2 separate regions of the Homo sapiens genome follow, and region 1 is linked to region 2. The links are chromatin loops, found by intact Hi-C in ENCODE. Cell type or tissue: Calu3. All regions are shown on one strand. Each heading gives the region's core, and the rest is flanking DNA. Links, peaks and the distances in the headings are about the cores only.

What was found. A loop is a pair of places that touch in the nucleus more often than their neighbours do. Peaks named below come from ENCODE experiments on the same cell type or tissue, not always from the same donor. Only the 100,000 strongest peaks of a DNase experiment are listed, where the experiment ranks them.
Region 1: it touches region 2 in a loop (4-fold over the local background); 6 of 110 quality-filtered maps call a loop at or near these places.

The regions. Positions count from the first base shown.
Region 1 is chr15:96,315,984-96,318,908 of GRCh38, forward strand. The region is part of intron 1 of NR2F2-AS1 (NR2F2 antisense RNA 1); the gene reads right to left. Among named protein-coding and RNA genes, the nearest start is that of NR2F2-AS1, 9.7 kb to the right of the region's middle. In Calu3, for the core only: no CTCF peak of the experiment used is centred there; a DNase peak (open chromatin) is centred at 1,428.
Region 2 is chr15:96,231,103-96,234,027 of GRCh38, forward strand. All of the region lies in intron 2 of NR2F2-AS1 (NR2F2 antisense RNA 1), which reads right to left. Among named protein-coding and RNA genes, the nearest start is that of NR2F2-AS1, 95 kb to the right of the region's middle. In Calu3, for the core only: no CTCF peak of the experiment used is centred there; DNase peaks (open chromatin) are centred at 759, 1,399 and 1,789.

The sequences.
Region 1 (2,925 bases), core at 158-2,657, 85 kb after region 2:
CTGAACTATAATGTAAATTTCAGTGTGAGGGAATGCTGGGAAAAGGAGAGACAATTAGAAGAGGGTGGTGGAAAAGAAGCCCGTAATTCGAAATATGTTTGCCCAATATATTCAGTGCATAGGATGAAATGTCTCTCCTGTCCTTTTGCATCCATTGGAGGACCTCCTGTTAGAGCGGGAAATTAAATAATCACTTTAGCAATAGATTATTTCACTTAAATTGGCTTTATTCTACCAGCAACATGCTCTGGCTGGCTGCAAGCTCAGACTAGGTAAAAAATGTGGAGGGGTTGTTTGATTTTGGATTGCACCTAAGTGCTTTTTCTGTGACATTTTCAACCTCATAATGGGTTTGGTCTTGCAAAAAAATTGGATTTGAACAGCATTTTTCAAGTGCACTTTAGAAATCTTTCAAAAGAGAAAATTCTCTGACACATTCTTATTCAGGAAAGGTTAGATACATCTGTATAATGGATGGACTTTTTTTTAACTTCACTGAACATTTTTGTCATATGTGATCTGAATATATATGTATATATATATATACACACACACACATATGTTGGGGAGAGTGTGTACACATGCATGTGTGCCCCTATGTGTTACTGGTTTGTATGTGAATATACTTACATATAATAATATAAGCATTCTCAAAAAATGTCTCCCTTCTTCCCACAAACTGTTTTTCACAATGATCATTTGAGTTTGTTGTAGAGCTCAGTAACCTTATTGTAGGTGGCAAGTTTAAATGTGCCATATTAATAACTTGTTATCCAAGACAAATTAAGTTCTTATATGTCAAAAGCACTCGGCACTGGATTATCTACAAGACAAGTATTTATTGAATAAATGTTGAGTCCAATTTCATTTTAATGTGACTGACTGTATGTTTCAGCCTCTTAGGCAGAGATAAAAAACACTCAGACCTATAACTGTGTTGCAACATTACACCTAACTTGTCTATTTCTATTATTGTCTCTTAACTTAGAATATGGAAAGAAGGCTTTTTTTTTTTTTTTTGGTTGTTGTTGTTGTTCTGAAGAGCAAAGAGAAAGATAGAAAAACGGCTGGCATTCAGCCTAAAGAGAAATCATTGAAACAAATTAATCCTATGCTGTTTAAATTGACATGGTAATCCATCATCAGAGAAGGCAAACTCTGAAAGCAATCTAGAATCTGCCCTGCTCTTTCACTGGCCCTGGAGGCACAAAGACAGATAGTAAAGGAAGGAGGGGGGAAATCATAAAAGTTAGAAATGCCTGAGAAAAGAATAAAATTGGTGGTATCAGCTCTCACTGTCCTGCCTCTGCAAACCTCCTTTGGAAAGGAGAGGTTAACTCTCAACAGTTGCTGTCCCAACTTTCCCTCTAAGTGGTAGGTCTCTGGAGCTGAGCTCTAGTCTGCCTCCTTCTCTAGGCTGCCAGGCTGCTCACCTCAGTCTAACCATTGCCTGCCGTGTTTAAAAAGTTGACCAGCCAGGAGCTTGGCAGGACCCACAGAAACAGTTCAGTTTGCACAGAAACTTTCCCAACATGGTAAGGGGCTCCATTTATGGGGTTTAGGATTTGGGTTTCTTTTTATTTTGTTTTGTTGTTGTTTGGGGTCTTTTGGTGGGAGAGAGTGAGAGGGAGACTTTTTCTTCATTTTTTTTCCCTCCTATCTTATTTTGTACTTGACGAAAAAGCATGTTATTGTAATTTTTAAAAGAAAACTTTTGTAACGTCCATAAAAACTTAGGCAAGACATCATGCCCTGTCACTTGTCTGTCTTTTATTTTGGAGGCTTATTTTTCAAATCTCTCTGCGCTTCAAAAATCCTGCAATGTTAAAATTTGCTTTTAAATTCAAAAAGTATATAAAACTGTAAAACTGAAGTGTCCCATCTTAGAAGATAGTTAAGGTTTTAAAAATAAAAAAATTTTAAAAACTTATTAAGAGCTCCACTGTTCAAACACACTGAATCCTAAGAATTGTTTTTTCTCTTGAGCTTAATTTATGTAATGTTTATGTGTTTTGTTTTTTAGGGGAGGAGACATTTTACAGAACATACCTTTCTCATTATTGCCTGGACATACCAATTTGAACACAAAAGTGAATATTATTTTTTCAATTTAATAATGCATTCGACTATAAAGGCGAGACAATTTGAAAATATTTTTAACTTCAAAAATTCACTCTGTTAACAATAGACAGTATGTGAAGACAAAAACCCAAATATCTTTGTACCAAAAGCAAAAAGGCAGAAGGATATGAATGTAAACCCTACCCAACAACTGCCCTATTTTAATTTATCTAGGATAGTGTTTCTTCTAGTTTATTTTAAAAACCTTAGCATGCTACTGAAACTTCAGAATAAACATCACACCTCTTTTCTATAATTAGAATTTTTATTCACTGATTTTAAAAAGGGAGTGAATAATTCTTGTATACTGACTAATGCTTTTTAAAATACGTAAGCATAAAAGACAAATTAAAGGCATTTCCAGGGTAAATAGGAAAGGAGGGTTAAAGACTCATATTAAATATTCATTCATCCACAGCCATGTCAGTTGCAATTTTAAGAGTTGTTAGGAAAGAAGAACAGGTTTAGTTGTTTGTTTTTAATAGAACCTGGGGGGTTGAAATAGTAGCTCTTCAATAACTGAACATTCAAATTGCAATTCCTGAAAAAGATTTGATACTTTTGAATTTGTTTTCAATTTATATACAGTGTAGACTTTAGCAAAATAGTATCTAATTTTAAAAGCCATTAAATTAACCAAAATCACATGTAAGAAAATCAATGAGTAAATAGGCATAAGTCTTTATCACTCAGAGGAGGCTAAGAAGAAAAGTATCTTTAAAATCCTCACTACTTAAATATCACAATAGTAGCATCTTTTTAATTACTTGGTAATGTGGCAACAAAGTATATGCAAAGAAATTG
Region 2 (2,925 bases), core at 156-2,655:
TAAGACATGCTAAATGTTTAATAAATGAGTGTGTGCTTCCCAGTGTGGCAGTGTTTGCCTTTCTTACTTGGTGTGTTACTCAGAAATCTTTGGTTTGCTGGCTGGGTGCAGCAGCTCACACCTGTAATCCCAGCACTTTGGGAGGCCGAGGCAGGTGGATCACCTGAGGTCAGGAGTTCGAGACCAGCCTGGCCAACATCATGAAACCCCATCTCTACTAAAAATACAAATAATAATAATAATAATAATAATAATAATAATAATAACTGGGCGTGGTAGTGCATGCCTGCAATTCCAGCTGCCTGGGAGGTGGAGACAGGAGAATTGCTTGAGCCCGGGAGGTGGAGGTTGCAGTGAGCCAAGATTGCGCCACTGCACTCCAGCTTGGGTGATAAAATGAGACTGTGTCTCAAAAAAAAAAAAAAAAATCTTTGGTTTGCCATGAGTAAAAAGTCAACTGAAACCAACTAAAACCAAAAAGGAGAAACATATTAGTTCCAATAAGTGAGGAGTTTAGAGAGTTCAGTTTTCAGGTGTGGCTGGATCCAGGTACTCAAGTAATGTCATCATGCGCATCTAACTATTGCTCCTGCTCTGTGCTGCTCTGCTTCCTTCTCCATTGGCATCCTTCATCAGGCTTTCTTCACTGCAGTTAATGGTTTATATGTGGCTCTTCTAGAAGTGAGCATACTTCTTTCTTTACATCTCCAACCAATGTCTCAGGCAAGCCTTGTATTGGCAGAGCCTGGTATCATGTACCCATCTCTGAACAAATCACTTCCTTCAGAAGAATAAGACATCTGACTGGCTAATCAAGAAGTAGGAGGAGGAGAAAGTGGGGGGAAGGGAAGAGAACATAGAGAAGATGATGGTGATAAATGGACATGTGACATAAGAGTAGCCTCTCGTAGCCCAGAGGTGTCTTGCTGATTTTTATCTTTAATGTTATCTCAAAAATTTAGCTTCCAAAAAACAAAAAGAAATAGACCATTCCATCTCCTCTTTAGGTTATGTTGTTTATTTGTGCCTTATTTATTTTATTTAAAAGAAAATACTACAGAGTAGCTTTGAACAAGGCAAGGCTTATATGGATGATGCCATTTAGGAGCGAGATAGTTTCTTTCTCTGCTTCATTGTACTTGGTGATAATTATAATCGGTGCCCATGGTGACTCTTTATTGTGTCATTCCAATAAATTCACATTCATATTTAAAATCATAAATTAACAAGGGTTACTACAAAGTGTTCCTTATTACACATTTATAATTTCTCAGACACAAGGAAAATAATGGGAGTTTCCCTGTGGTCATTTGTCACATAATAATATCCTTCCGCCCTGCTGCATACAAAGGTCCCATTGATTGGAAGAGCAGCTACACTTGTGCGCAGGGCCAAAGGATTGGGGAAATTCTCAACTGGTTTAACAAGAATGAGCACCACACATTCTGAAAGGTCTGCAGTGACCAAGTCACCAAAACTGGGTCTGCAATGAGAATTGGGAAAAATTAGAGAAGTGCCTTTAGGCAACTAGAAACTGAGAGACCGAGAGTTCACATAAGAGCAAATGAGTATCTTGGGCCATGCCTTATATTTCTCCTGAAATTTCTTCCCACTCTCAACAGAGAGAGAGAGAGCCAAGGGAGAGAGCTATTCCATAGCCACATGGGTGCCGGTCCTCACACCCAGACCCTGAAGCCCCCGTAGCATTACTGAGAATTATATTCTCCCCCTTCCCTTGACTTTTTTGTTGAACTTTTCTTTTTCTTTTAGACCCAGGACAGAACATTGAGTAAGTCATACTCCTCAACTCATAGCACGCTATCGTTACAAGTTTGTGCCAAGCCCTTCACTCATGTGTTCATTAACTTTTATCTCCTTTTCCCCTTCCATTTTCCTCCCACAACCCATAAACAATAGCAGTATTGTGTTCGATGACATCCTTGAGTTTGTATGCATTCTCATAAGACACCCCAAATTTCCTTGCTCTGTCTGTATATGTACCTTATATACACATACGTTTATGTATAAGCATATATATACATACATGTTTACATATATACACATATGTATGTTTATACATAAATGGTGCCCACAGATGTTTTTGTGGTTTTCCTCCCTCTTAGTCAGTTTTTAAGATTTAATCTGCACTGCTTCATACTGCTGCATAGCATTGTATGATGAGCCTCCCTGACATCTCACTACCCATCTCCCCAGCGAAAAACACCTCAGTCACCCCATCCTCACCACCACACCCAATGCTGGGATGGGTTCCACTCCCAGGAGCAGGACAGCTGGGTCATGGGGCTCATGGATCAGTCTCCATCTGACTTCCCTGCGTTGACTATGAAGCACCCACCATGATGATGGTATCAGGTTCATAGCATGTGAATGGAAGAATCTGGGGCTCAAAGAGGTTAAGTGATCTGCCTAACTTCACATCGCTAGTTAAATGCTGGCGTCTGGATTTAAAGCCAAGTTTCTCTGACTCCCAGGTTCACATCCTTCCACCGTAGACTGCCCTCTGAGACAGCCACGTATAAAGGGGTCCTGGAGAACCTCTGACTGGCCTGCACACTGGGAGGAGTGTGGAGTCTCGGGAAGCTCATGCCATTTGCAGGAGGGAGGAGCCTGGCTCCTTCTCTTCCTGGGTGGTACCTGGGATTCAGCCTGTGAGGTGGGAAGCCTGTACTAGCAGGACTCTCACTATGCTGAGAATCTGCTTCCCCTTTTATTCCCTTTTGCCCAATAAATTCCGTTTTTCTAACCCTTCAAAGTGTCTGCAAGCCTAATATTTCGTGGTTGTGTGACAAGACCCCTATTTCAGCTGAACTAAGGAGAAAGGCCTACAACACTTCCATAGAGAGCTTATGTTTCAATATCCTAGGCTATAGGTAGCAAAGATTTGGTTAGCAATCTTTCTTGTAA